Regions from separate parts of the Homo sapiens genome. Here region 2 is linked to region 1. A link is a loop called in an ENCODE intact Hi-C map of the cell type or tissue named here. Cell type or tissue: endothelial cell of umbilical vein. All regions are shown on one strand. Links, peaks and the distances in the headings refer to the core of each region. The heading gives the core; the rest is flanking DNA.

Region 1 (14,965 bases), core at 3,022-11,021:
TCCAGGAAAACAAGGAACCAGTGGAAGGTAGGATGCAACTGACTAGATCAAACACTGTGTGGAGGGCTTGTTGGAAGAGGTAGGTGGGATGGGCCATAGGCACAGAGGAAACTCAGCAGATGACAGAAGAAAGCAAGGCCACTACTAACTCCAGGAAAAATAAAGAGAAAACCTAAGCAGAGTTCACTACTTGACTCAGCAGAGAGTTATAGTACAAATTATAATAGAGACATCAACTTAAACAAAAATGAGGAAATTGCTCATTTGGGAAGACAGAAGAAGAGATGGTAGGGTGGGGCAGGGAGCATTGGATAAGAGCAAAACCCTCATTCTCCAGTAACATCTCACCATGTATAAAGCTGCTAAACCAAGGAGGAGCAGCAAGAGCACATAATTGAGAAGTATGGAGAGAGCTAAGACAAAAAAAAATGGGTGAAAGCTTTGAAAGAAGCTGACGCTAGGGCCGTAATGGAGGAGCAAAGGAGGGCCAGGGCTTGGTGAGTTCCACAGAGACAATAGTTTCTACAGATTCTACAGTTTCAGTATTTAAACTGTACTAACTTTGGGGGTTCTTTTTGTTTCTTTTATCTATGTATCTGTATTTCTTTGGTAACTATTAAAATAAAGAAACACACTAGAATTCCAAACTAAAAATAACAGGCTGAGGGCAGTGGCTCACACCTGTAATCCCAGCACTTTGGTAGGCTGAGGTGGGCGGATCACCTGAGGGCAGGAGTTTGAGACCAGCCTGGTGAAACCCTGTCTCTACTAAAAATACAAAAATTAGCCAGGTATGGTGGCATGTGCCTACAGTCCCAGCTACTCAGGAGGCTGAGGCAGGAGAATCACTTGTACCCAGGAAGCAGAGGTTGCAGTGAGCTGAGATCGCGCCACTGCACTTCAGCCTGGGTGACAGCGAGACTCCATCTCAAAAAAATAAATAAAAATAAATAACAAAGAAAAATACACATTCCCATCAAAAATCACCATTATCTGGGACATTGCAAAATACTTTGGACACATCATCAATTAAAGAAGGGATCAAAATGGAAACCACAAAATGTTTTAAATTGAATGATAATGAAAACACTGTCAATGAAAATTCCTGGATGTAGCTTACATGGTACGTAGAATGTTATAGCCTTCAGATCATATATCAAAAAACAAGAAAGTGACTTTTGCCAAGTGAAGAATCTACAGATGTCTTAAAGTTTCTCTTTTGCGCTGACCTGCAATTTCTAGTTTTCTTTGTTTTTTTTTTGTTTTTTTTTTTAAAGACGGAATCTCTCTCTATCGCCCAGGCTGCAGTGCAGTGTCACTACCTCGGCTCACTACAATCTCCGCCTCCCGGGTTCACACAATTCTCCTGCCTCAGCCTTCTGAGTAGCTGGGACTACAGGCGCCCGCCACCATGCCCGGCTAATTTTGTATATTTTTAGTAGAGATGGGGTTTCACCATGTTAGCCAGGATGGTCTTGATCTCCTGACCTCATGATCTGCCCAGCTCGGCCTTCCAAAGTGCTGGGATTACAGGCGTGAGCCACCGCACCCAGCTCTTTTTTTTTTTTTTTGAGACGGAATCTCTCTCCATCGCCTAGGCTGGAGTGCAGTGGTGCGATTTTGGCTCACTGCAACCTCCGCCTCCAGGGTTCAAGCAATTCTCGTGCCTAAGCCTCCGTAATAGCTGGGATTACAGGCACATGCCACCATGCCCAACTAATTATTGTATTTTTAGCAGAGACGGGGTTTCACCATGTTGGCCAGGCTGGTCTTGAACTCCTGTCCTCAGGTGATCTGCCCGCCTCGGCCTCTCAAAGTGCTGGGATCACAGGCATGAGCCACCATGCCTGGTCGGCAGTTTCTGGCTTTCTTTTTTTTTTTTTTTTTTTTTTGAGACAGAGTCTTGCTCTGTTGCCCAGGCTGGAGTGCAGTGCTGCAATCTTGGCTCACTGCAACCTCGGCCCCCCGGGTTCAAGCTATTCTCCTGCCTCAGCCTCCTGAGTAGCTGGGACTACAGGTGCCCACCACCACACCTGGCTAATTTTTTGTATGTTTAGTAGAGATGGGGTTTCACTGTGTTAGCCAGGATGGTCTCGATCTCCTGATCTCGTGATCCGCATGCCTTGGCCTCCCAAAGTGCTGAGATTACAGGCGTTAGTCACTGCACCCGGCCCATTTTCTGGCTTTCTAAGGAAGCTGCCTTCAGTTTTGCTTGCGTTTCCTGTTGTTTCTCTCAGAGCCATTCTGCCCAGGAGAGCCCTCGCCCACCATGGGATCTTCTGTGAAATCAGTTGCCTGACCTGTACCGTGCCCAGGTGGCCTCGGGTGTGTGTCAGCCTCCCGGTGGTGGTCCCAGAGCCAGGGCCTGCCTCTTGAGATCACCTGAGGTGATGCATGGGAAGTGCTGAGCAGGGCACCTGCCTCTGGGGGGCCATGGATGGTCCTGCCATTGTGGCCATTGGGAACCAGAGGGTGAGAGCAGGTGGCCAGCAGACCACCCCACTCAGAGCCACAGCCCAGCTCCTGCCCACTCCCCACAGGGACAAAGCCAGGTAGGGCAGCAATGAGGCTGCCCAGCCTTGGACAGCCTGGGCCAGGCATTGAACCATCCCGGGAGCCAGGTGTCCACCCAACCCCACCTTGGGCTCACACCCAGAGTGTGACAGGGCCTGGCCCAGGTCCCAGGCTAGGGAGACAAAGCTGGCTCTCTCGGGCTCCCTTTCCTGCAGGAGACCCCTGGCAGCCCATGCCCAGAGACACAAGGACCTTGGAGGCTGAGGGCGCAGCAGCAGGATGTTGGGCCCGAGGGAGGGAGGGGCACAGAGGCCTCGACACCCTCAGCAGCCCGTGGCCTGGCTCTGAGGACGCATCCACAGCCTGTGGACAGCCAGGGGGACACTGGTGAGGCCCAGCCTGGGGGGCCGTGTGCTGAATTGAAGAGCCAGTGTGGGCACCCAGCCCTGCCACCCTCACCCACTGAACCCTGTCCTGGGGGCATCCTGTGCAGCCCTGGATTGTGCGCTGTGCTGGTCATAGCTGCCCGGGGCTGCAGCCACACCACGCCACGCCACGCCACCCCAGTCATTCGCCGCCACCTCCCTGCGTGCCCTCGGCACTTCACTGAGCCCGGGACCCCCAGGCCAGAGATCACTCTTGACTTAGCTGAAGCGGTTGTGTGTCAAACAGTGGGGACAGAGCGAGAGCCAGGGACCCAGCCGCGGCCTGGGCATCACCAGCATCCTCCGAGGCCCTGGCTGCTGTCCTTTACCCGGCACACAACACTGAGCACCACGAGGTGGGCACAGGGGACCCAATGGGGGCAGAAGGGTGCTGTCCTTGCCCACACAAAGCTTTCAGCCAGCACTTCTCGAAGTGGGGGACCATCCCCGCAGTGCTTTCCAGGGGCCCAAGCTGTGGCACTGTTGGTTGCAATGGCAGAACCTCATAAGTCATCACAGGCACTGTGGGACCCTGGTGCCAGGACTGGTTTCCCTCAACATGCTGAGCCAGGTGGCATTACCGCCACGTGCAGACCAGAGCATGCTGAGGCTCAGGGCAGCCTGGGACCTACTGGGGCAAGCGGCTGGTCGGGGCGGGAGGTCAGGTGAGGGCAGGGTGTGTGTGAGGGCCAGACCTCGGGGGCCCAGTGGTCCCAAGGGCAGCGGGGGCTCCTTCACGCAGGTCCTACCCTTCAGTCACCCACGGCACCTGCCCGCAGCCACCTTCCCGCTACTCAGAGGGGGTGCAGCCTCCAGGCTCAGACCAAGCCATCCCAGGGGCCCAACCCCTCACCTCCTGCTCTCCGCCTCTGCATGGACGCCCCTTGCCCCCATCCTCACCCCTCCCCATCAGCAGCAGGATACAGCCCCTCCCGCTGTCTAGGGCCATGGCCCCTCAGCCACCCTTCCTGAGAGCAGGATCTGCCCCACACTGGGCTCCCGGCACCACCCTTGGCCCCCTCAGGGAACCCCCACCCACCCCGTTCTCCTGCTTAAGGGTTTGAGGGCAAAGTCCAAGACGCTGCCAGGGACCCCTGCCAGTGTTCTGCCCTCCTCAGGCCCGAGGGCTGGCCTCCCCCTCCTCCTAGTGGGACTCCCGGTCACCCCCTCCTTGTCAGGGGCTGGCTGCCTTCCCAGCAACAGGCCGTGAGCTGACCAATGGCTGGCCTGGGCCTGGTGAGGTGCAGCTGTGCTAGGCCCTACTGCTGGCGGGACACAGGTCCCCAGGCCAGGTGCCCCTTGGCACTGTGTTTGGAGGGATGGCTCCCTCTTGGCTGGGGGCACTGCCCTGAGGACCCGTGCTGTCACCCAGGCCCCACGCGCCGCCCAGAGGCCCTTGCCCCTCTCGGCTCCCGGGGTCCCATTCCAGGAATGAAACTGGGCTGGGCCAGCCACACAGTGTGGGCGCCTGTGCAGCAGGCGGAGGGGAAGCACAGGGTGGGGCCAGGACTCCGAAAGGGAAGGGAGGAAGGGCAAGGGCGGCCGCGGGCACTGGGTCCAGCCCTGCCTCAGGGCCATCCTCAGCGCAGCATCCGTCCTGGTCTGTTTCTCAGGGTGGAAGGGCAGCTGGCACTGGGGGAGATGGCACTGCCTCCACCCATCCACCCCTCTAAGGCCCCCAGAGCTTCTCCCGGGGGTCTTGGGTGACTTAGGCCCCTTCCTCTGACATCTCGGGCCTGCTGGTGCCTGCTAGTGGGGGAGTGGGGTGGGCCTGACCCCACATCCTGCTTGGCCAGGCACCCACAGGCCAAGTGACCAGCACAGCCACCCCAGGCCTTGCCATACACTGCACCACCACGGCCTTCGCTCCCTCCCAGGCCCTGCCCATCCCCTGCCAGTGTGGGAGCCCCAGGTTGCAAAGGCCCGGGGCCCCTCTCTCCTCAAGGCAGGGCCCAGGCTCCTCGTAAGCCTGAGCCACACTTGGCTTCCCGAGCAGGCCCCTCCCGCCCCTGCCGTCATTTCTGGCAGGCCCTCTGCGTGAGCTCACGCGTTACATAAGGCATGCGAGCTATGTCTTGGGGGAATGAGAAACCCCTACACAGGGCTCTATGTCCCCTCGCCCTCTCCAGTCAAGGCCACCACAAGCCAAGGGAGGTCTGGGCGTGAGAGGTGAGACCCCGTGCTCCCCCTGCCCTGGGTGGAGGAAGGGGGTGCCCTGCCACCCTGAGAACAATGGTGTGTGCAGAAGAGAAGGGACTGAAACTCTTTGAAGATGTTCCAGGATTTAGCACCCAGGGAGCGGCGGAGACTCAGCCCCACCAGCCTCCGGCACGGAGGGAGGAAAGCGTTCCCCAGGCTGCTCAGGAGAACGTTTGTTGCTGTAGTGGGCAGTCACCTTCCAACCGGGGACAGTCACCCCCCTGCTCGGGGACAGTCACCCCCCCGCTCGGGGACAGTCACCCCCCCGCTCGGGCACAGTCACCCCCCTGCTCGGGGACAGTCATCCCCCCGCTCGGGGACAGTCACCCTCCCGGAATGGGGCTTCCTTTCTCGGGGCTGGGAATCACCCTGGATCCCTCCCCACTCGGGGTGCTCTTGGGCCATCTGAGGGCTCCTGGGTCACTCTTGGGCCTTCTCAGGGTTCCTGGGTCATTCTTGGGCCATCTGAGGGTTCCTGAGCCCAATGACACTTCTGCCTAGGCTCGCGCTGCGGGAGGAAGCAGCCAGGCGAGGTCCCCTCCGTGCCCCGGTGCAGCCTGGCCTGGGAGAGAGGAGCCCCCAGCGACACCGAGAGCCAAAACAGGGCAGAGTTTCTCAGAGGTGGCACCCGGCCAGGGAGCCCCTCGCGGCTACAGGGTTTCTCCACGGACTCGGCCATCTGGGGAGAGCAGCCCAGAGCCCTCGAGCCTCCTGCTGTATTCTGTGGCCTGGGACTTGGGGGGACCCATTGAGGACACTGGGACGCAGCCAAAGGGAGGTGCAGACAGTGTGTACTGGCGTTTCCGGGGACCAAGCCCAGAAGGAGCAGGACGGCCACCTCCTGGCCTGGAGGAAAATCCTGCTTCCTGGCAAGAAAACCACCCCTAGAGGAATAGGACTGGGGTGCAGGACGCTTTCTCAGGCAACCGCCCCTTTCCTTCTCCAAAACTGGGGCAGGAAAAGAGCATTCAGGCCAGGCAGCGAAAACCCCAGCTCTGGTACCTCCCGCCCCAGCAGAGGCCGCCTGGAGGCACGGAGTTCCGGCCTGGATGAGGCCTGGGAAGCCCAGCGACTCACAGGCCACGGCCGCTTCCCCTCTCCGAGGAAGGAAAAGTCCCTGCAGCGCGGCCTCGGCTAAGGCTCCGGTGCCCAAGCAAAGGAAGGGAGCGTGCTTGCAGACGCCTCCTGCTGGGAGCCTGCCACGCCCGCCACACCCTGCGCGGGGACAAAGCTCTCCGTGGCTGTGGCAGGGACACACCGCGTGTGGGTGGCTGCAAGCCAGCAGCCCCGAGCGGCCCCTCCCGCTAGACTCCCAGCCTGGGCCCTCTGTCCTCCAGGCAACGAGAACATGGATGCCTCGCTTTTCAGAGACTCGCGTTCTTGGAACTTACACCCTTTTGGGTTTGCTATTTTTACCCACCCTGAGCCTTCCGGTCTCCATGGCGACGCCTCCAAACAGCAGATTCCAGGCGGCAATGACGTCATCTCTCCCTTTCCTGCCGCCCAGGCCTTGGAGGTACTGCTGCCTGGGGCCGGGGGTGGGGGTGGGGGGGCTGCAGGGCTTCCCTGGCCCCCTCCCATACCCACCTGGTGCTCCCCCAACCAGAGATCCAAGGCCTGTGGGCCACGGCTGCGCCTCTCCTGACTCCAGCTTGCCCGTCTGTCCTTGGGGGCAGCGTCCTTCCTTCTCTCGGCCCCTTGGAGCAGCTCTGCGGGAACCCCACAGCAGCCCAGCGGATTGAACGCAAAAGACAGCCACCCTCCTGCTCCGGATCCTGGGAGGAGGCTACACGCTGGCGCTGAGACAGCAACCTGCCTGGCCTGGGAAGCCCCCCGCAGCCCCTACATCAGAAGCTTGCTCTTGGCGCAGTGGCTCACGCCTGTAATCCCAGCACTTTGGGAGGCTGAGGCGGGCGGATCACGAGGTCAGGAGATCGAGACCAACCTGGCTAACACGGTGAAACCCTGTCGCTCCTAAAAATACAAAAAAACAAATTAGCTGGGCGTGGTGGCGGGCGCCTGTAGTCCCAGCTACTCGGGAGGCTGAGGCAGGAGAATGGTGTGAACCTGGGAGGTGGAGCTTGCAGTGAGCCGAGATCACACTACTGCACTCCAGCCTGGGCGACAAAGCAAGACTCCGTCTCAAAAAAAAAAAAAAAAAAAAGCAGCAGCTTGCTCTCGGCCAGGCACGGTGGCTCACGCCTGTAATCCCTGCACTTTGGGAGGCCGAGGCAGGTGGATCACCTGAGGTCAGGAGTTTGAGACCAGCCTGGCCAACATGATGAAACCCCGTCTCTAATAAAAATATAAAAAACTGGCCGGGCACGGTGGCTCATGCCTGTAATCCCAGCACTTTGGGAGGCCGAGGCAGGCGGATCACAAGGCCAGGAGATGGAGACCATCCTGGCTAACACAGTGAAACCCCGTCACTACTAAAAATATAACAAAAATTAGCCGGGCGTGGTGGCGGGTGCCTGTAGTCCCAAGCTACTGGGGAGGCTGAGGCAGGAGAATGGCGTGAACCTGGGAGGCGGAACTTGTAGTGAGCCCAGATTGCGCCACTGCACTTCAGCCTAGGCAACAGAGCAAGACTCTGTCTCAAAAAAAAAAAAAAAAAAAAAAAAAAAAATATATATATATATATATATATATATATATATATATAAAATTAGCCAGGCGTGGTGGCAGGTACCTGTAATCCCAGCTACTTGGGAGGCTGAGGCAGGAGAATCACTTGAACCTGAGCGGCGGAGGTTGCAGTGAGCCGAGATCGCGCGACTGCACTCCAACCAGGGCAACAAGAGCGAAACTCCGTCTCAAAAAAAAAAAAAAAAAAAAGAAAGAAAGAAAAAGAAAAGAAAAGAAACTTGCTCCCAAGAGAGGCAGTGGCATGGCGGCAGGGGCCCAAGGAGCCCACAGATGGCCAGAGTAGGGGTATGGTGTACAGCACGGTCTGCTAGGCACCCGCCGTGGTGCCCAAGGGCATCCAGCCCCTGAGAGTGAGTCTGTCAGAACACCCTGGCCCCAGGTCGCACAGCTCTAGGGCTCCAGCCCGGGCAAGACAGGCGCTGCAGGGCCCGGCCCCACACCCTGGTCCCAATCAGGCATCTGGATAGGGGCAGCAGTCGCTAAGCCCAGGCCCAGGTCCCCCGCAGCAATCGCCAGCTTGCGTCCCTGTCTGGGACCACACTTTACCCAGCTGCCTCTGCAACGCCAGCCTGCAGTCTGCCCTCAGCCCAAATTGAGGATGGGGACACCTGGGGCTGGATGGCCACTGGTGACCAAGGTTGGGTGGGCAAGGCTACCCATTCCCAGGGTCACCCTCCAGGAGAAGAGCCCCAGCCCTGGTGCATGTGTGTGCTCTGCTGTGCATGCAGAGACCCACAGAAATGCCACAAGTCTTGGCAGTGTCTTGCAAAAGGGACTAGTGCTGCCCAGAAAGCTTCACAGCCCCCGGAGGGCAGGAGGAGCCCCGAGGAGCCACCCCCACCCAGCCCCCAAGGCCCCCTTACCTGGGGGGTTGCTGGGGTCTCATTGCCGAAGCAGAGCCTGTGACTAGATCAGCCCCACCCCCACCTGGCCTCCTCCCCAAAGCAGGCGTGGAGGGTAGGAGGGCAGGGTCTGGGGTGGGGGAGGCGGCAGGCAGGGCTGTGGGCGCCGTGGGGGGCTGGAGCTCTCAGCACAGGCTGGGTGAAGGTCACAGCCACCCCCTGTCCCGCCAGCACCCGGATGGGAAAAGAGGACCCTCAGCAGGTGTCCCACTGGCCGACATCGCCACTCCCAGAAACGATACAGAAAGAAGGTGGTTTCGAGGCTCACATTCCTACCCTCCCGCTTGATTTCAGGTGTGAAGTCCCAACTCGCCTCTGTCTGACACGGGCAGGCACACTCGCAGGTCTGGGCACGAGGCAGGCAGGTGAGCCGCCCATCTCCAGAGCCCCCAAAGACCCTGTCACAGACAAGGTGCCTGGAGAGCACAGCCACAGGGCACTAGGCAGGGCCTTTTCCCCCAGCTCCCCTCAGGACCCCCCACCCTGAGGCTGCATTCCAGGGTGAGGTGCTGGGAAGAGGCCTCTCAAGAGGGGGCCCAGTGGGACAGAGGCCCCGTGAGCGTTTCAGTGCCCAGGACAGGTTCTGTGCTCCCTGGATGGAACCTGGCTGCAGCAGGGATGTGCGTCCACTGAAGCGCCTCCTCCGACAAGCTCTGTCTGGACAGAAGGCAGGAGGGAGGCTGGAAGGCTGGGAGCCTGAAGGGTCCTGGGGGTGTGAGCAGGGCAGGAGGGAGGCTTCACGTGGAGGGTGTGGAGTTCCTGGACGAGTGGCCCATAGTCCTGCACAAAGTGGGGTGGCCGAACGCCACCAGCACCAAGCAGCCCCCCTGAACTTCGTGTGCCTCGGCCTGCTGCCCTCCCCCTGTTGGCTCAGGATCCAGCTGTCCCCGCTGAGCCCCACGGGAGGCCCCTGGCCTGAGCTCTGGTCAGCCAGATGTGTCCTGCCCGACAGGGTCCGGGTGCAGGCCAGGGGGCTGGGCCCTGAGGGCGCTGGGTGGGTGAGTGTGGAAATGGTTTCTTCTGTGGAGTTGACTACATGCCTCCCTACAGCAAGCACACGGACACAGCGGAGAGTTCCTGTTCTAGAGAGCTGGCAGCTTCCTTGGGAGAGCATAAAAAATTAAGTCTCCAAATGTTCTATGTTGGATGGGGGTCCATGTTCTTAAAAGGAATAGACGAGGGTAAGTCGAGAGGTGCTGAGTTGGAGGAGGGCTTCCTATGAGGTCCATCTCAGCAGCCCTAAAATGGGTGTGGGATAAGCTTTCGGGGCGGGGGCCAGCAGCGCAAAGGCCTGGGGGCAGGACGGTGCTTGGTCCCTGCAGGATGCATGCAGCAGGTGGGGGACGGAGTGGTAAGAGAGGACGCGAGGGAGGGGGTGGCAGATGGTGGGTAGAGGACACCGTGCCTGTTTGCTGTTGACCTCCAGCTTTGCTCCCCTGGGGAACCCGGCCTGGGGGGCTCTGCTCCTAACCTGGGAGGCTCTTGACAGGCCAGGGTGGAGCAGCTGCTGGGTGCAGTGAGTGGGGTCCGGGCTTTGTGCCTCCTGCAGCTGTGAGGGCTCCCTGAGGTGCTTGAGCCCATGACTCCCCATCCCTCCACTTCCCTGCTGGGAAAACTGAGGGCCCAATAAGCGGAATCGATTCAAAACAGATGAGGCTATTTTTTTTCTGAACACTTTGTTTCCAGTCCCACCCCTAGCCTGGCACAGAGCTGGAGTGACTGGCTGAGGGGAGGGCTCTCGCCTGGCCCGGCCCAAACCCCTCTGGGGCCCCTGGCTGGCCCCTCCCAAGCCTGCCCAGGGAGCTGCTGCCCACAGGCTTACCCGCTCTGGCCGAGCATGGGGGTTACATAAACAGGCACATTCGTGACTCCAAAGGGCGAGGCAAGAGGCTGCAGGGACCCAGGTATGGGCTCAGGGTGCTGGGGCCACCTGTACCAGCAGCTGCCCCACAGATGCTGCAGGGAGGGGCCTGGTACTCACCCCCTCCCAGCACCTTCCGCACGCGGGTCCACCTCCAGGCCAGGCACTGCCCTGCGGGCTCTTGTCGCCATGAGTAATGTTTAACTTGGAAGGGCCCGTGGACAACTGCAGGGGAGAAGTTAACAACAAGTTTGGATTGCAATCCGCTTGCCAGGAGGGGGGCAGAGAGAGGAAGGGAGGGAGACAGGGTAAAGTTGAGAGGAAGAAAAGAGACCAGAAGGCGGGCTGGAGGACGTGCACTGCAGGGAGGCAGGGCTGAGAGGACACCCCTGGCCTGGGACCCAGGGCCATGGTCTGTGTGCAGCCAAGGCCCCGGGCTCCCAAGAAGCCCAGGCCCTAGGGCCAGGTGCCCGTTGTGCCCAGGGGTGGGAGCTCTGAGGCTGACTCCCTGGCAGTCACCCCCCCAGGCAGGGGCTGAGCCTCCCACGCCTCAGTTTCCCCTGCAGAAAACACCCTGCATCCAAGACGGGCCTTGGTGTCCAGCCCTGGGGCGGAAACACCGCACGCATGTCCACACACGTGCAGGCACGCGGGCACACACAGGCTCACATGCCTGCACGCATGCGCGCGCGCACGGACACACACACACACACACACACACACACACACACACACACACACACGGGTGTTACCAAAACGGCCCCGCCTGAATCGCTGAGGCCTCGACCCAAGGCCGGAAAAGTCCATGACGCTGGAGCAGGGATGAGGTCCCATTCCAGCAGGCTGGGGGAGGGCCGCCGCACTGGAGCCGGGACAGAGCTCTCCCCAAACAGAGGCCTCCTGCAGCACAAACCCCGGCCTTTTGTGGGGTCAGTGCCCACAGGGTTGAGCACCACGTGCCTGGCTGGGCAGTGCTCCTGCCAGGGTCCCCTTCTCCACTGTAGGAAACACGGCTGCTCCTGCAGCCGCGTCTGCTCTGCTGCATCTCCAGCTCCTGCCAGGCATGGTGTGCGCGGCCCCAAGACAGGGAGTTTCCAGTGCGTGAGTGGGAGTCCGGGCCCCGGGTAGGGCCGATGCCGAGTGGGCGACGGGGAAGGAGAGCGTTGGGCCAGGGATCAGGAGCACACGGCTCCTCTCCCGCCTCCATCTCCGACAGCCCAGATGACCTGGGGGCAGCTCCCTGACCTTGCGGGCTCACTGTTCTCACCTAGAAAAGAGGAGAGCAGCTTTGACTGTCTTCAGCCTCTCCCAGCTCCAGTTATCTACCAGACCACGCCCAAGAAGGCCGGCGAAGGGTGGGGGTTCATCCTCTGAAGGATTAAGGGGACAAGACACCCTGGATGCACAGGCCATGTGGGCCTGCCCAGCTCTGCCCCCACCAGGACCCAGCTCTGCCAGCAGACTGGGAACCTGGGGCACCAGCTCCCTTGGGCCAGGCAAAACATCACATCCACCCCTCACCGGCCCAGCCCTCACTGGCCCCCCACTCACCTCCATTCCAGAATACAACACCTCTCTCTGCCCAATCAATGTTTTTTCACAAATGTGGACTTCGACAGGAAACAGTGCCCTCCTCCCCTGACCTTGCCGTGTTTTCGGGTTTGTCCCTGGGCAAGTCTCCCCTCCTCCTGGACAGAGTGCAGGTCACCGATCTGAGGCAGGGAAGAAGCTGGCTGCATGGGGAGCCACACCTCCCAGGCAGGAGGCCGTGGCCTGGGGCTCGTGGGCCAGGGGTCCCAGAGCCTTTTTTTTTTTTTTTTTTGAGACAGTCTCGCTCCGTTGCCCAGGCTGGAGTGCAGTGGCGCCATCTCAGCTCACTGCAAGCTCCACCTCCCTGGTTCACACCATTCTCCTGCCTCAACCTCCCGAGTAGCTAGGACTACAGGCACCTGCCACCACGCCTAGCTAATTTTTTGTATTTTTAGTAGAGACAGGGTTTCACCGTGTTAGCCAGGATGGTCTCGATCTCCTGACCTCGTGATCCGCCCGCCTCGGCCTCCCAAAGTGCTGGGATTACAGGCGTGAGCCACCACGCCCGGCCCCCAGAGCCTTAGTCTCAGAATCACACCCACCCCACGGTAGGTGCTCAGAGCGACCTTTTCCCACTTCTGGGATCCCTGCAACTGTTTTTTCACTGGAGTTAAACAGTTTCGTTTTATACCTCCCAGCCCAGGGCGTCTGTCACAGCTTTCCAATCCATGAGCCCATCAATCGGACTGGACACAGATAAACTGGGACAGGACGCCGGGTGGCAAAGGCCGGGAGAGCTGGGCCACTCCCTCCAAAAGGTACCTCAGACCGGGGCTGTGCAGGGCTGCAGGAGACACAGGGGGACCCCGTATGGCCCGTTAGAGACAGGGTCTCCCGGATGGCAGATTCCTGTAGCCTCTCTTCCTCCTTCACGCTTTGTTTCTTAAGGGGGAAATCGACCATTGCTGCCTTTCCACAGACAGGTGGGTGAGTACCAACAGGGAAGTGAACTAACAGGGAAAGGCCCTGCCCCCCTCCCATGCTAGAGTGGCCATGCGAACGTAATGATGGAGCCCCAGTGCAGGGACGCCCCTCTCCTGCCTGGGCCCTAATTGGCACGGCACCTGCAGGCCGAGCCCTGGGTCCCCATCCCTGCCGAGAGCTCGGCTCTCAGATCAGACCGAAAAGGAATGAAGACCTTTTAAGGCTTCGGACAGGTGTGCGGACAGGTGGGCCGGGGCCCGGGTAGGGGGCGCAGGCCCGTGTCTCCCGATGCCCTTCCCAGCCTCCCCCTGCGCTTCGCCGGCGATCTGGGCACAGTGGCGGAGGGACTCCCGCGCACATGGGAGGAGGGCGGCTCAGCCTTCCAGTCCCCGGGCGCGCCACTGAGGCCTGCGGCGCAGCGGGGGCACCCGCAGAACGCCCGGCCCGGACCGTGGGCGTACACCGTGCGGCGACGCGCTCGTGGCTTGCATGTGGCGTCCACCTTGAAACGAAGCAGGCTCGACGCTGGAAACTCGTTTCACCCGCCCCTTCGCCGTCCGCAGGCGGCGACTGCACGCTCAGAACCCCCCGCGCGCTTCCCACGCCTCTTGCACGGCCGCCCCGGAAGCGCGCTCGCCCTGGAGGTCGCAGAACGAGCGGCGCGCGCCGGGCTGGGCCTGTGGACCTGGAGGAAATTGAAGCGGCGAGGTGGCTGGGACAGGCTCCCCTCGCGGGGCTCACGGGGACGGCTGCCCCAGGCTGGGCGCCGAGGACACAGCTGGGGCGGGGTGGGGCGGAACGTGGGCGGGACCCTGCGGGGCGGGGCTTGCTTGTGTGGGTGGTGCCCATGAGGGGCGGGGTGTGGGCGCTGCCTGGAAGGACGGTGGCACTGGGAGGGGCGGGGCAAGGGAAGGGCCAGAAGGAGGAGCGGGGGCGGGGCGTAGGGGGCCGGAAAGAGGGGCGGGGCGTGGGGGGAGCCCGGGGGAGGGGCGGGGATTGAGGGGTGGGGCGTGGGGCGCCTGGGGGGCGGGGCTTGAGGGGCGGGGCGTGGGGGAGCCCGGGGGAAGGGCGGGGCTTGGGGACGGGGCGTGAGGGAGCCTCGTGGGAGGGGCGGGGCGTGGGGAGCCCGGAGGGAGGGGCGGGGCTTGAGGGGCGGGGCGCGTGGCGCCCGGGGGGCGGGGCGGGGCTTGAGGGGCGGGGTATGGGGGGCCCGAAGGGAGGGAGGGGGGCTTGAGGGGCGGGGCTTGAGGGCGGGGCGTGGGAGGTGCCCGGGAGGAGGGTCCGGCAGAGGAACCAGGCTGGAGAGCTAGCTCGGGTCTGAGGTGGGGTGAGCCGGCGGCGGGAGGAAACCAAAGGCGGCGGCTGGCTGAGCCTGCAGCTCACTGCTGATTTACCCAGGACCCTGCTCCGGAGGGGTCGTAGCCAGTTTAGCACAAGTCCATCATCCGCTAGTCCTGAAGGCGCTGGGCAGTGGGGTCAGGGGCAGTGGGAGGGAATCCACCCGGCTGACGTCCTGCGGGTTCTCCGGCTCCCGGGGGCTCGGCGGCGGGCGGGGCCCTCAGAGCAGGCCACAGGGCTGTGAGCTGTGAGGGGCGTCTGAGGTCCAAGCTGACGCCCGGAGCCACCGGGATCGCCAAGTCACGCCCCACGTGGCCTGGCGGCTTTTTCCTGGTCCTCCCAATCCCTCAGCCAAAGGCTCTCATTATGTGGAGAAAGGAAGTCACTATTTGGGAGAACTGACCGTCCCCAGGGCACGTCCCAGAAGGGGGCAAATCCCTCTGAGGAAGCGCAGGAGATTCACAGGCAGCCTCTATGCGTGCACCTCCATTCAGGATGTGCCAGGACGGCAGACCACGGCTCACGATGCTGGCAGGACCAACAGCCGGGCACCTGGGCCTGGG
Region 2 (14,965 bases), core at 3,426-11,425, 67 kb before region 1:
AGCCTCTAGAGTAGCTGGGCCTACAGGCACACTACCACACCCAGCTAATTTTTGTATTTTTGTAGAGATGGGGTTTCTCCATGTTGCCCAGGCTGGTCTCCTGGGCTCAAGTGATCTGCCCACCTTGTCCTTCCAAAGCACTGGAATGACAGGAGTGAGCCACTGCACCCGACCTGCATTTGCGTCTTAAACTGGCATTACACAAGGTAAAGATGAACAGTAGGCTGGGCGTGGTGGCCCATGCCTGTAATCCCAGCACTTTGGGAGGCCAAGGTGGGTGGACGACGAGGTCAGGAGTTCAAGACTAGCCTGGCCAATGTGGTGAAACCCCATCTCTACTAAAAATACAAAAATTAGCCGGGTGTGGCAGTGCGTGCCTGTAGTCCCAGCTACTCGGGAGGCTGAGGCAGGAGAATGGCGTGAACCGGGGAGGCAGAGCTTGCAGTGAGCCGAGATCGTGCCACTGTGCTCCAGCCTGGGCAACAGTGCGAGACTCCGTTTCAAAAAAAAAAAAAAAAAAAAACCTTCTGGCTGGTGCGGTGGCTCACGCCTGTAATCCCAGCACTTTAGGAGGTCCAGATGAGCAGATCATGTGAGGTCAGGTGTTCGAGACCATCCTGGCCAACATGGTAAAAACCCCCATCTCTGCTACAAATACAAAAATTGGCTGGGCATGGTGGCGGGCACCTGTAATCCCAGCTACTAGGGAGGCTGAGGCAGAGAACTGCCTGAACCCGGGAGGCGGAGGTTGTAGTGAGCTGAGATCACGCCACTGCACTCCAGCCTGGGTGACAGAGCAAGATTCCGTCTCAAAAAAAAAACAAAAACAACAAAACAAAACTTTCAAAGGAAGAGTTGTTTGTTTATTGTTTGTTTTTGAGACAGACTTTTGCTTTTGTCACCCAGGCTGGAGTGCAGTGGCACGATCTCAGCTCACTGCAACCTCCGCCTCCCAGGTTCAAGCAATTCTCCTGCCTCAGCCTCCCTAGTAGCTGGGATTACAGGCACCCGCCACCACGCTCAGCTAATTTTTTTGTATTTTCAGTAGAGATTGGGTTTCACCATGTTGGCCATGCTGGTCTTGAACTCCTGACCTCAGGTGATCCAGCCGCCTCGGCCTCCCAAAGTGCTGGGATTCCAGGTGTGAGCCACTGCGACCGGCCTGGAAGAATCTAAGTCCATTTGTTAACACCTTCCAAATGCATGTCAAAAAGGCAGCTGACGTCAGGGCAGATGGAAATTTACTAGACAGATGGGGACAAGTCCACACGGCCACACCAACTGCCGCATGACACCTATCTCCAACCCAGACTCTGACCCTGGCCACGACTGCCCCCAGCCTCCAGATACCCTGGTGGCCCAAACACGAAATCATAAAACTTTAGCAAGAACAAAAAGGCTTTTCTGTCCTGTTAATTTACAAAATAAAACCACTTATGAATTCTGATCATCAGAAAGGCCCGCATGGTGCACCTGTGCTGTGTGTGGCACCAAAACCACCTCCACACTGCACTGCGGAGCAGGGTCAGACCCTCAGTGAGAGCACCCACTCTCACTCTCCAGCCACCGGGGCCCCCAGCACAGGCCAAGGTGGGCCCCCGTGTCCACCTGTCATTCTTACAGCCACGCCGGCCATCCACCCCTCCCTGACTCTTCCCTGCCTGGAGCCCTCCCAGCCACCCAGGGGCCAGGGAGGGCTCATAGGCCGGTGTGGGGCGGGAGGGAGCCGCCGCAAGAGGCCCATGCAGTCACAGGAGGTCCACACGGACAGCGGGCCCTCTGGGCCGGTGTGAGCTTGAATTCTACCACCCCCACACCACTGGGGTGAGCCCACTGGGGAAGGGTCCCTGCCCCCCCAGGCACCTCAGCTGCATCTGCCCTGCTCCACAGAACAGGGACAAATCTCTTCCAGACAATCTCTACTTCACACGGAGCTGCCGTTGCCCAATTAGGTTTTAGGTTTCCATGAGATAACTGTTACAAAAGAGGTCTGAGGGCAGCTCCGCCTCTACTGTGCTGACCCAGGCCAGGTCACCTGAACCTCCAAGAGGCTCTTCTCAGGCCGCCTCGGGGTGGGAGAGGAGGGAACTCAACCCTACCAGGACGTCTCGGCAGCATGGGTCCAGGGATCAGGGATCTAGAGGCAGGGCAGCAACCTGAGGGAGCCCCGGCCAGTGGAACGGGGAGGACGCTGTGTTGGGGCCAGAGCCCCCCAGGGCCGGCCTCTGGGGCCTCTGATGCAGCTGTGACACCCAAGAGGGGAGGTCCATGTGGACAGGAGATGGACCCCAAGCCCCGGGCATTCATGGACGGGGGATGGCCCGGAGGACAGGGTCTCCATGAGTTGGGGAGGGTCTGGGTCTGGGGAGAAGATGGCACGGGCACTGCACCTGCTAACAGGGCACTAGCTGCGGGCAGACAGCAGCTCTGGAGGGAAACAAGCACCTCCCCGCCTCCTGCAGGAAGGGGACGCCACAGTGGCCCCCACCCGCCAGCGGGTCAGCTTTGCTGCCTCGGCCTCCCGCCTCCTCCAGCCCCAGCAGACGCCCACGATGTTTTCTCGCCATGAAAACCGACACAACATGGTGCCAGGCCTCAGTTCTAGTGGACGGGCCTCCCGTACCCTTGGGGCAGCTTCGAACCAGAGCAGTGCTGCCTGGACTTCCGGGCCATGGGCAGCAGGGCTGCACCCCAGCACCCCACATGCACTTGAGGGGCAGCTCCCTGAAGCCCCCTGGGCTGGATGGCCCCTCGTGGTACCCAAAGCCACAAGCCTGTCCTGAACATGGAGACACAGAGACCCCAAGCCAAGGCCCAGGCCTGCAGTACAACATCTGAGCAGGGGAAGCGGCCACCAAATCCACAGCGACAGCACGATGGCTTTGGTCCTGGCCCCGGCCCACATGGTTGCAGGAGAATCACAGGGCCCTCCCTAGAAAGCCAACACCTCTCCAAGACTCTGTCCTCAAAAGGCGATGCTTGCCACCTCCTCACCCCCATTTTCACAGAGACATACTCCTCAGGAGGCCCTGCCCTCCCCCCCCTGAGGCTCTGAGTCCTTGCCCTGTCAAAGGACCTGGACAGGCCCTGGGCCAGCAACAAGAGCTCCGTGCTGGGGAGACTGAGTGAGGCCTGGCGCAGAAGTGGGGAGAAGTGTTCAACTGTAAGCAGACAGCCTCACCCATAGGAGGGGCGCACCGGCACCCTCGGAACCCAGCCTGGGACCCAGCCTCCGCACAAAGCCTCTCAGGATCCCCGACAAAGGCGGTTGGGCCGGGTGGGGGCGCCTCCCTGGCCATGGCGTGGGGTCATTCCCACGGGATCCTCCCTAGTCAGCCAAGATGCCTGCGCCCCCACAGCCACAGGAGCTGCTGGCAGATGAGGGTCCGAGACTGGCTCCCGTCTCCCAGCACCGGCAAGGGAAGCGGGCCAGGTGCACACAGGACCCCAGCCTCCTCTTCAGTGTACACAGTGGCTCAGCTTAGGGCACAGGAGGAGCTCACTGAGGTCACTGGGCCCACACCGGGGTGACAGGTCGGAGGCTGAGAACCAGACCCACCCTTGCGAATGTCACTAGTAGCATGTGCTGGGCGCCAAGGACAGGACTGGCGCCCCCGAGAGCCGGTGTCCCTGGAAACCGCTCCTTGACGGGGAGCCCAGCCTCCTGACCTTTTCCTGGGTGGGGGTAAAGGGTGACCAGCAGCCCCTACCCAGGCCCTATCATGAGGGTGGAGGGCTGGGAGCCAGCGGGCTTGGGGGAAGCAAGGCTTTCCATGGGTTCGGAGGCCCTGCCCTGGTGCCACACAAGCCGAAATACTGCCCACCCGCCCACTATGGAACTCTGGGCTTTCTTTCTGAAGATCTCCGCCACTGCCTGTCTTCTCAGGCGTCCTCTCTCTGAAGATCTCCACCACCGCCTGTCTTCTCAGGCGTCCTCTCTCTGAAGATCTCCGCCACCGCCTGTCTTCTCGGGCATCCTCTCTCTGAAGATCTCCGCCACCGCCTGTCTTCTCGGGCGTCCTCTCTCTGAAGATCTCCGCCACCGCCTGTCTTCTCGGGCGTCCTCTCTCTGAAGATCTCCGCCACCGCCTGTCTTCTCAGGCGTCCTCTCTCTGAAGATCTCCGCCACCGCCTGTCTTCTCGGGCGTCCTCTCTCTGAAGATCTCCGCCACCGCCTGTCTTCTCAGGCGTCCTCTCTCTGAAGATCTCCGCCACCGCCTGTCTTCTCGGGCGTCCTCTCTCTGAAGATCTCCGCCACCGCCTGTCTTCTCGGGCATCTCTCTCTCTGAAGATCTCCGCCACCGCCTGTCTTCTCGGGCGTCCTCTCTCTGAAGATCTCCGCCACCGCCTGTCTTCTCGGGCGTCCTCTCTCTGAAGATCTCCGCCACCGCCTGTCTTCTCGGGCGTCCTCTCTCTGAAGATCTCCGCCACCGCCTGTCTTCTCAGGCGTCCTCTCTCTGAAGATCTCCGCCACCGCCTGTCCTCTCGGGCGTCCTCTCTCTGAAGATCTCCGCCACCGCCTGTCTTCTCGGGCGTCCTCTCTCTGAAGATCTCCACCACCGCCTGTCCTCTCGGGCGTCCTCTCTCTGAAGATCTCCGCCACCGCCTGTCTTCTCGGGCGTCCTCTCTCTGAAGATCTCCGCCACCGCCTGTCTTCTCGGGCGTCCTCTCTCTGAAGATCTCCACCACCGCCTGTCCTCTCGGGCGTCCTCTCTCTGAAGATCTCCGCCACCGCCTGTCTTCTCGGGCATCCTCTCTCTGAAGATCTCCGCCACCGCCTGTCTTCTCGGGCGTCCTCTCTCTGAAGATCTCCGCCACCGCCTGTCCTCTCGGGCGTCCTCTCTATGAAGATCTCCACCACCGCCTGTCCTCTCGGGCGTCCTCTCTCTGAAGATCTCCACCACCGCCTGTCCTCTCGGGCGTCCTCTCTCTGAAGATCTCCGCCACCGCCTGTCTTCTCGGGCATCCTCTCTCTGAAGATCTCCGCCACCGCCTGTCTTCTCGGGCGTCCTCTCTCTGAAGATCTCCGCCACCGCCTGTCTTCTCGGGCATCTCTCTCTCTGAAGATCTCCGCCACCGCCTGTCTTCTCGGGCGTCCTCTCTCTGAAGATCTCCGCCACCGCCTGTCTTCTCGGGCATCTCTCTCTCTGAAGATCTCCGCCACCGCCTGTCTTCTCGGGCGTCCTCTCTATGAAGATCTCCGCCACCGCCTGTCCTCTCGGGCGTCCTCTCTCTGAAGATCTCCGCCACCGCCTGTCTTCTCGGGCATCCTCTCTCTGAAGATCTCCGCCGCCGCCTGTCTTCTCGGGCGTCCGCTCTCTGAAGATCGCCGCCGCCGCCTGTCTTCTCGGGCGTCCTCTCTCTGAAGATCGCCGCCGCCGCCTGTCTTCTCGGGCGTCCTCTCTCTGAAGATCGCCGCCGCCGCCTGTCTTCTCGGGCGTCCTCTCTCTGAAGATCGCCGCCGCCGCCTGTCTTCTCGGGCGTCCTCTCTCTGAAGATCGCCGCCGCCGCCTGTCTTCTCGGGCGTCCTCTCTCTGAAGATCGCCGCCGCCGCCTGTCTTCTCGGGCGTCCTCTCTCTGAAGATCTCCGCCACCGCCTGTCTTCTCGGGCGTCCTCTCTCTGAAGATCTCCGCCACCGCCTGTCTTCTCGGGCATCTCTCTCTCTGAAGATCGCCGCCGCCGCCTGTCTTCTCGGGCGTCCTCTCTCTGAAGATCGCCGCCGCCGCCTGTCTTCTCGGGTGTCCTCTCTCTGAAGATCGCCGCCGCCGCCTGTCTTCTCGGGCATCTTCTCTCTGAAGATCGCCGCCGCCGCCTGTCTTCTCAGGTGTCTTCAGGTTTCTCTTTAAAAGGTGTGTGGCGGGTAAGGGAAGACTCCCAGAAGTGGCTCTTTCCAAGACCATTCCGGGGTATTTTAATGTCCGGTCACTGCACTTACAGCAGACCAGGCCTTCCCCAACGAGGGTAGAAGGGGCAGCCCCCTTGTGAGAAGGGGCTGTGGTCAGACTTTTTTTTTTTTTGAGACAGACGCTTGCTCTGTCACTCAGGCTGGAGTGCAGTGGTGCCATCTCAGCTCACTGCAACCTCCGCCTCCCGGGGTCAAGCGATTCTCCTGCCTCGCCCTCCCAAGTAGCTGGGGACTACAGGCACCTGCCACAATGCCGGCTAATTTTTGTATTTTTTTTTTTTTAGTAGATACGTGGTTTCACCATATCAGCCAGGCTAATCTTTAACTCCTGACCTCATTAGCCACCCGCCTCGGCCTCCCAAAAGTGCTGGGATTACAGGCATGAGCCACCACACCCAGCCCGTGGTCAGACCTTCCAGAGGGGGTTCAGGTGGAAGGCAGACTCAGAATTTTCGCGCACCCATGCCTCGCGCTTCTCCTGAATGGCTGAGGAGTGGAGGGCTGGGGGTGGGGCCCAATTTAACCCATGTTTTAACAAACCCTACTCTAAAACTGCCTGACATGTCACAAGGACCACCGCATCACAGGCCAGTTCCCCTCACTGGATGCCCACACTGGTGTAAACTTAGGAAGAGGCTGGGCACACTGGCTCACTGCTGTAATCCCAGTGCTTTGGAAGGCTGAGGTGGGAGAATCGCTTGAGGCCAATCACACGACTGCACTCCAGCCTGGGCGACAGAGTGAGACCCTGTCTCTAATAAAAAATAAAATAAGGAAGAAAGAACTGTTCTGTCTGTGGGGCTGGGCCACGCCCAGTGCCTGGGTGGGCAGGAGAACACTCTCCCCCCAAGCCGACTCCCCCCTTCAGCCCTCCCTCGTCTCACCCACTCTGCTCTCCCCTCCCCCCTCCCCCTGCAGCTGGAGCTGTTGTCAGAGGAGGGGAGGCATTTCCTGTGTCCCCCTCCCCCTAATTCCCCTACATTCCTGGCAAGCCCAGAGGAGGCCTGAGAGAACCAGAGAGGGATGGGCGGGAACAGGCGAGAGGCCGGGAGGGAAGCCAGGCCCCACCACACACACAAGACTTGGAGAGCAGGGCCAGGAAGGAAATGGGGGAAGGGATGAAGCGATGCCCCGAGAGGGGCTGGAAAGGACGCCCACCGTCATCAGAGGGTGGTCTCTGCTGGGCACGGCCACGCCCCTTCCACCCCTCAGCCTGCCTCCTCAGGGCGTCTAGCAGGCTGCTGTTCCGTAGGGGATGCAGAAGAAAGGCCAGAGGCAGTCCCGCTCAGAGATCAGGGCCATCCCCAAAGAACTGACTGCGCCCTGAGAGTCAGGCGCCCAATGGGGCGGTGGAGGGCCCAGCCCAGCAAGGCCCCTCCGGGACACCAGGAGACAGGAGGGCAGAGTCCAGGCGACCACCCAGCAGCCACCAAGCCCCCGAGCAGCTGGCCAGAGTGACGGCCACAGCCTGCCCTTGTCTGGAGCTTACTGTCTGGGGAGGGAGATGAAGGTGGCACTTCAACGCCAGGGTCCAGGAGGCGGCAGCATCCCAGCACCATGGGAAATTGGATGGGGGGGTGCGCAAGCACTCGGGCCCTAACCAAACCTTAGCCCCAACACCCCCCACCACCACCTGGCTCACAGGGCAGTGCTCACGGCCTGTGTGCACGTGTGCGCATGGGTGCTGCCTGCCCAGGGACTGCAAGAAGGGGGGTCTGCAGGCCACGGCATCCAGCCTGGGGCAGCCTCCAGCAGAAGGGGCCACTCCAGAGATCAGGTGGGGAGCTGGGCACCCACCTGAGTGGCATCAGTGACTTCCTAAAAAAAAAAAGGCCCCAGAGAGACCCCACCCTTCTCACCATGGGAAGACACAGGAGTTGGTGGGTCTGGGGAAGCCCTCACCACACAATGAATCTGCCGGGCTCTACCTTTAGCAATGGGCAGGACAGGCCTGCTGCGCTGAGGCCACGCACAGATGGGGAGGCACACCACGCAGCCTGTCCCTGACTGTGGAGGGTGAAGGGAGGGACAGACCCAAGGGACCTGGGTAGATTTCTCCAGCAAGAGTCGTCTCCAGATCACATTTAGGAATCTGCAGTTTCACCACTGCCCTGATACAGACTGCCGTCCTCCCCCAGGGCTCCTGCGTCTCACAGCAGGACAGTGAAGGTAAGGCCCAGCCAAGCCAGAGCTGGCTGCTGCCTCTAGGCAAGGCCTCCACACCCCACCCTTGCATCACTCGTGACTCTGCCCTGTTCAGACAGCCCTGCCCATGATGGGTGGGGCACAGAGACCAGTGGGAGCAGCACTTTGGGACCCAAGGCTGGGAGCAAGTGGGTCCAGGGGACACTGGGCTCCTAAGAACCATACTGTGGCCCCACCCCAAGTGCCTGCCTCCAGACTTGCTCACCCGAGGGCGAAGCAGGCACCCAGCAAGCCGAAGCCATCGGGAGTGGGTGCATGTGTGTGTGCCCATGGTACTGATGTGTGCATCCATGTATGCCCATGGGTGCTGATGTGTGCGTGCACGTGTCCACGGGTGCTGGTGCATGTGTGTACATCTGCCCGTGGGTCCTGACGAGTGCGTTGAGTGCAGGTGTGTGCGCCCACGGTGCTGATGTGTGTGTGCACGTATGTCCGTCGGTCCTGAGTGCGTGAGTGCAGGTGTGTGCGTGAGTGCAGGTGTGTGCGCTCACGGTGCTGACGTGTGTGCACGTGTGCCCATGGGTCCTGATGAATGTGTGAGTGCAGGTGTGTGCACCCACAGGACTGACGTGTGTGTGCACGTGTGCCCATGGGTCCTGATGAATGTGTGAGTGCAGGTGTGTGCGCCCACAGTGCTGACGTGTGTGTGCACTCCATTTTCACGCTGCTGAAGAAGATATACCCGAAACTGGGAACAAAAAGAGGTTTAATTGGACTTACAGTTCCACATGGCTGGGGAAGCCTCAGAATCATGGCGGGTGGTGAAAGGCACTTTTTACATGGCAGCGGCAAGAGAAAAAATGAGGAGGAAGCAAAAGCAGAAACCCCTAATAAACCTATCAGATCGCATGAGACTTACTCACTATCACGAGAATAGCACAGAAAAGACCAGCCCGATGATTCAATTGCCTCCCCTGGGTCCCTCCCACAACACATGGAAATTCTTGGAGATACAATTCAAGTTGAGATTTGGGTGGGGACACAGCCAAACCATATCACCGTCTCTACTAAAACTACAAAAATTAGCTGGGCATGGTAGCATGTGCCTGTAATCTCAGCTATTCAGGAGGCTGAGGCATGACAATCACTTGAACCTGGGAGGAGACAGGGTGAGACTCCATCTCCAAAGAAAAAAAGAAGTTTTAAGTTTGAAAGGTTTAAACAGCCTTTCTTTTTAAACAAACAACTGTTAGCACAGAGAGGAAAGACCCCTTCCTACAGCCCCAAATGAGAGGAATCCCAGCTCCATGGAAGCAACCGCTCCAGCACCCACAGCAGCCTCCTGGGTGAGGGCCCTGCTGTGTCGGAATCTCCCCAATGCCCCATCCCTGTGGGGAAGCAGCTCCAGTGCTCATCAACACCCAAAACAAACGCATCAGGGGTCAAAGGGACCCAGGAATTCCAGAACCAAAGAGAAAAACCTCAACAGAGGCGTTCCTGAACATGTCAGGAACGGAGCTATGAGCACGGGCTCTTCATCGGGGTTCCTAAGTTACGCAAAGACAGCAATCAGGAACTCAGCAATCAGGAGCCAGAGGATGGCCACATACTCACAGTGGAGGCCACTGTACCCCTCTTGGTGGAACACCCCAGGTTGGGGTGCACGGCCTAAAGCAGGCCTAGCGCTGTCCCCAGCCCCACACAGTGAGCCCTGCCATTTTCTGTTTACAAATAAAAAGCTTCATGTTTTCTCACCATCCATGCACAATTCTGTCTCTTGCTTATGGGATCTAAAACACTGCAGGAGGTGGCTCAGGGCCTCTAGAGGCACAGACAGGGGGCCCTACAGGCCCTCAGCCCTGGCTCCCCAATCCCAGGGCCACAGAAGCAGGTGGCCCAGGGGCCAGGAGAGCAGCAGACACGCATTTCCGGCTTGCTGAACTCCCTGGAGGGTCCAGGCCAGTCGGGGCAGCCCTTCCTTTGGAGATAAATATCAAACCTCAAGTAAACGGCCTCTGAGTGCAGCAGGTGAACTTCTGAGAGCTGGGTGGAGCCACCTGGGGTAGCCAGCCACAGCCTGCTGCGCTGTCCCTCCAAGTACAGATAAAGGCAGGTGGCGCTGCAGTGGGGGTCGGGGGGTGGGGAGCAGGACCACTTCTTTTTGGGAAATGTGGCTGCGTGAATGGGAGAGTCCACAGGCCCTGTGCTCAATCACAGTAAATGCCACTCCTCACGTCTTCTCCCTATCGGAGCAACCAGCCCTTGCTCAGTGTGAACCAAAGAAAAGAACAGCTTGAAAGAGCACAAGGAGATTGCTCAATTCTCAACAGCTCTGAGAGGCTGCCTGCCCCAGGACCAGCCTGATTTCCCTTCAGGAGTGTAGGGCCTGTAAGAATTCCTGCCCGGGCAGGGAGGGTGGGCAGTGACCAGGAGCCAAGGTGCACTGGTGGGGTGGAGGCAACGGGGCCTGCCAAGGACTCTCCCTCCCAAAGAGCCAGGGGCCAGGTCCAAGGCACATTTAAAGATAAACGCTGGCCAGTGCGGTGGCTCAGCCTGTAATCCCAGCACCTTGGGAGGCCGAGGTGGGTGGATCACAAGGTCAGGAGATCGAGAGCATCCTGGCTAACACGGTGAAACCCCGTCTCTACTAAAAATACAAAAAATTAGCCGAGTGTGATGGCACACGCCTGTAGTCCCAGCTACTTGGGAGGCTGAGGCAGGAGAATGGCGTGAACCCGGGAGCGGAGCTTGCAGTGAGCCGAGATCGCGCCACTGCACTCCAGCCTGGGCGACAGAGCGAGACTCCGTCTAAAAAAAAAACAGATAAACGTCTCTGGAAAAAGCAAACTCTCCCCACACCCCTCATCCTGCCCCAGGGCTCGGGGTCTCAGACGAAGGGCAAAGCTGCCCACACCGGCCAGGCCACACCCAGATCGCCTCAGAGCACCTAAAAAGCCCCCAGAGGCTGGGGCAGCCCCACTGCTCCCTGACGGCGGAGCCACAGGAAGCCTCCTCCCTGTGGGAACCTCGAACTCAGTGACTACAAGAAACAGAAAGGAGCCGCCGTGGCGCCTGAGCGGAGCCGTGGGCCGGCCACTGCTCTGACCTCTCAGGGGCCCGATGTTCCTTCCAAGACAGAATCAGACCAGGACCCCGCGAACACATCTCCACCGGGCCCCCAAGGCTGGCCACCATCTCTAGAAGCTCCTCTCATGGGGGCAGTAGCCCTTTCAGGGTGGGGGTTCCAGGGCGAGCTTGTTCAGCTGGAGAAACACCTGGTGCCACCCCCTGTGAGGCCGCTTCAGCTTGGGTGGGTGAGAGGTGCCCAGCCTCCACCTGCTGACACACACGGCCTGGGGATGCCTGGAAAGACCAGCACAGACAGCAAGGGACAGCGAAGGCCCCAAACAATTGGAGTGCCTGTGCCCACCCTCACAAGGGTCTTGTCCCCTCTGCTGAGAGCAAGAAGCCAGGAGGGGGCCGTGGCGGCCGGGAAAGTGACTGAAGATGACTGCAGCAAGGGGCAGCAGCCGGCCCTCCTCACTCCCACCCAGAAAGTGGGGTCCCTGCCCCCCATCACGGCTGCTATTCTCCTAGGGTCCAGGGCTGCAGCCACACTGTCCAGAGGCCCCTTCAAGTCCCATCAACCAACTGTCATGGCTCATGGCCAGGGGGCAGTATCTGCCCGCTATGAGGCTCCAGCCTAGAATCCCACTTCCAGAAACATGTTAGAGGGACGTGGCCAGGTGCCGCTGGGACTTCCTGCCATGGGGCAGGAGTGGACACCATCCAGGTGGCCCCTGGGGAGGACTGACCACCCACACAGCAGAGCACACGCGGCCACGACCAGGACACGGGCCCTCGGGTGGCTGGTGGAGCGAGCGAGAGGCAGCCCCACACCACCCTCGGCGCCCACGGGGAACTGCACCCCACGCAGCACAGCCGTCATGGGTGGTCGTGACCTGCAAACCCAGCATATGGGGGCCTGGCTGAAATGCAGAGAGAAGAACCGTGAGCCGGCAGCCCCAAGCCTGGGAAGGGCCAAGAACTTGCCGGAACCAAGTATTTGCAAAGACTGATGAAAAGTTTGTGTCTTTATTTAACCAATAAAAAGCCTGCCATGGGAAAGCAGGCAAAGCACATGAGCAGAGCTCCTCAAAGGGAAAAGGAGTCCAGCCTCGGAGCAAAACCAGTGCCATTGACAAAGCGCTACCTTCCTCAATCCCCCTTACCTGGAGGTGCCTGTGTGAGCGCTCACCCAACTACAGGTGTCACCTGACCCCGGGGCTGGGTCTGGACACGGCCCGTAGGACCTGCGCACACGCATGGGCGCTCAGCATGCCTCTGGGGCGACCAGGACACTGTTGTGGGGCTGCCATCCTGGCGCTGCCGGTCAGGGAGATGCCGTCACCTTCCAGCCAGGGCAGTGAGTGAGAGGGTGGTGGGCGGAGAGGCATCCCCACCACAACCACCCAAGAGCACGTCTGCCTGCACGGCCCATCCGCACCCGGTCCACAGAACAGACAGGAGGGCCACCGTGCTCCCAAGGCCCCCTGCAGCCTCAGCCCGAACGCTGCCCACGGGGCATCTTCGAGGTCCTGCACGAGCACACTTTGGTGCAATGCTGGGGGAGGCTGCAGTCACGGTCAGGCCTCCTGGCTGGGTCCACACTCTGGTCGCACACTCGTCACACTTCTCCGTGGATGTTCTTACCCCCCACCAGGTCAGCCACCCAACCTGCACCTCTGCCCTGGCTCACAAGGCTGGGGAGGACCGCCCCAGGCAGGGTCACGGGTGTCCCTGGCTCAAGCTCAGTAACAGAGGCAGGGCCAGGCCCTCCCGTTTCCATCACAGACAGAATGAGGCATGGCAGCCACCCCGTCCTGCCCTCCCCATGCCAAGCTGAGAAGTCCCATCTCAGCCCTGTGGCTCCCAGGACTGTGGGAGGAATGCCACCCTCTGACCAGGATAGGGACCCCACAGCTGCTGTCCTTCCACATACACTTCCGAGGGTCTCCGGCACTGGCGGGAAGGAGGAGTGGCCGGCCAGGACAGGGACCCCACAGCTGCTGTCTTTCCACACCCACTACCAAAGGTCTCCGGCGCCAGTGGGAAGGAGGAGGGGCCGGGAGAAGCATGGGGCTTGGAGAAGGCAGCATGGCCAAGGCCCAGACACCCCCAGGTGGGTCTCAGACGGCCGAAAACACCCCCTTGGTCTGTTCCCGAGATGAAGGGCCAAATGGCCTCGGAAGCCATCTCAGGAAGAGCCGTGTGGCATCTGCACTGAACGCAGGTGGCACCAAATGTCTCCATGGAGGCGGGGTACAGCCTGTGTTTCCAGGGGCTCTTTGGGGCCAGCTGATGACTTTTACTACTGCTGGGACAGTTTCTCTGATTTAAGACCCAAGGTGCCTACCACCTCCCCCTCCGCCTGGAAGAAGCACAGACGCCAGCGAGCCTCGGGGGCAGGAGGGGCGTGGGAGGGCGAGGCTCGGGGCGTGGGAGGGGGAGGCTCGGGGCGTGGTGAGAACTGCCTCACCGGTCCCAGGGTCAGCACACATAGGCCGGGGCAGGGGAGACGGGAACCAGACTCCAACACGCTATTGACAGAACACTAAGGCCTCAACAGGGAGTTTTGGTTTTGATAAAAACATTCTACATTAAGGACACCATTTAAAATACATGGTTGTATTTAATTTCAGGGGTTCTTGGCAATCAATTACAATGCAAAAATAGGAACCAGTTCACCCTCCATTATTATTTTTCTAAAGTCACAAAGGGCTTCCCCGAGCCTTGGCAGGACCAGGGCTTGTGTAGCCTGTGGGGGAAGGAGGCCCCCAGACCACAGGGACGGCCACTGCCATTCAGTGCCGCTGGGAGCTGCAGACGCTGGGCCAGGGCCGTCTCCCCAACCCCCCAGCGGAGGGCTCCTGTGGAGGGCTCTGCCCCTCTTTCCACTGCGCTGGTTTGAGGGGGCAGCACGGTCTCAACACCTCTGGTTTCTATTTATGCTAAACCTGGAAGTCTATGTGTGTTTTGCTTAATTTTTAACACCATTTTTAAGCTACTAAGACATTTAAGCTTGGTAGCTAGGCTCAGACCTTTCAGTGGGTTTTTAATCCCCGGAAAGGCCGGCCCTCGTGGAAGCTCCAGCCCCGCCCATCTGTGCAGAGGGCAAGAGGTCGTGAGAACGTAAGAGACAGCAATAAAAATCGGGGCAGTGACCTTTTGACCCGGCCTCTTTGCAGGACGCAGGCCTGGAGAGAGAGCAAGGTGGCCTGGGGCGGGCAGGGGCCCCCAAGCCCCTCCGCTCAGTGCCCCTGCACCTGCCCACAGGGGCAAGTCCTCCCAGAGGAGAACAGCTGCGAGAAAGCAGCCAGTGGCCCGGAGTGTCTCTCCCAGTCCCGCCAGCCATCCACGGGCCAGGACCAGATGCATCTTCAAAAACCACTTTCTGGAAGCATCACCAGCCAATCCTCCCCAGGATGTCAACCTCTGGGGCCATCGCACAATGTCAGAATCTCCTGGCCCCTCGGCAACAGACCTGGACGTGAGGTTGGGGGGAGGCCTGCATGAGTGCTCAGAGGGTCCCCTTAGGCCACCAAAAGCCCCCTACCCCCCCCCAGGGGACCAGGGCCACAATCCCCGCCCTGGGGCGGGCCCGCAGGGACAGGCAAGGGGCCCCAGGCAATGGCGGGGCTCAATGGGACAAAGGTTCCCGAGGGGCGAGAGCAGCGTAGCACAAAAGGCGAGCGTCTGGGGTCAGCCCGGGGCAGGGCAGCCAACACAAAGCCCCTGCCGAGGGCAGCCGGGCACTCCGCGGAACCTGCCAGCATCTGAGCGCTTAATCGCCACGCTGGAGGCCGTCTGAGAGAGGGACATTGAATGAGTCTTCTTTAAAAGGGGGCTCCCAG

Evidence for each region. A loop is a pair of places that touch in the nucleus more often than their neighbours do. Peaks named below come from ENCODE experiments on the same cell type or tissue, not always from the same donor. Only the 100,000 strongest peaks of a DNase experiment are listed, where the experiment ranks them.
Region 2: a loop joins it to region 1, with 5 times the contacts of the local background. A loop is called at or near these places in 2 of 110 quality-filtered maps.

What each region holds. Positions count from the first base shown.
Region 1 is chr1:2,204,238-2,219,202 of GRCh38, reverse strand. LOC105378593 (a long non-coding RNA gene) reads right to left here and starts at 12,190. Exons shown (of 3, transcript XR_946826.2): 1 at 12,102-12,190; 2 at 11,303-11,817; 3 at 9,868-10,775. It overlaps LOC124903823 (a long non-coding RNA gene), which reads right to left and starts at 6,812. Exons shown (of 2, transcript XR_007065358.1): 1 at 6,726-6,812. It also overlaps a transcript of FAAP20 not described here. RefSeq lists enhancers at 6,624-7,462, 8,785-9,638, 14,370-14,965 and silencers at 13,691-13,849, 13,680-13,979. In endothelial cell of umbilical vein, for the core only: a CTCF peak has its summit at 6,265; DNase peaks (open chromatin) are centred at 4,942, 6,542 and 10,762; H3K4me3 peaks cover 996 bases; H3K27ac peaks cover 3,619 bases.
Region 2 is chr1:2,271,429-2,286,393 of GRCh38, reverse strand. The region is part of intron 1 of SKI (SKI proto-oncogene); the gene reads right to left. Among named protein-coding and RNA genes, the nearest start is that of SKI, 51 kb to the right of the region's middle. RefSeq lists enhancers at 1,204-1,872, 4,911-6,110, 6,563-7,357, 7,358-8,152, 10,125-11,087 and 3 more. In endothelial cell of umbilical vein, for the core only: no CTCF peak of the experiment used is centred there; a DNase peak (open chromatin) is centred at 7,003; H3K27ac peaks cover 1,942 bases.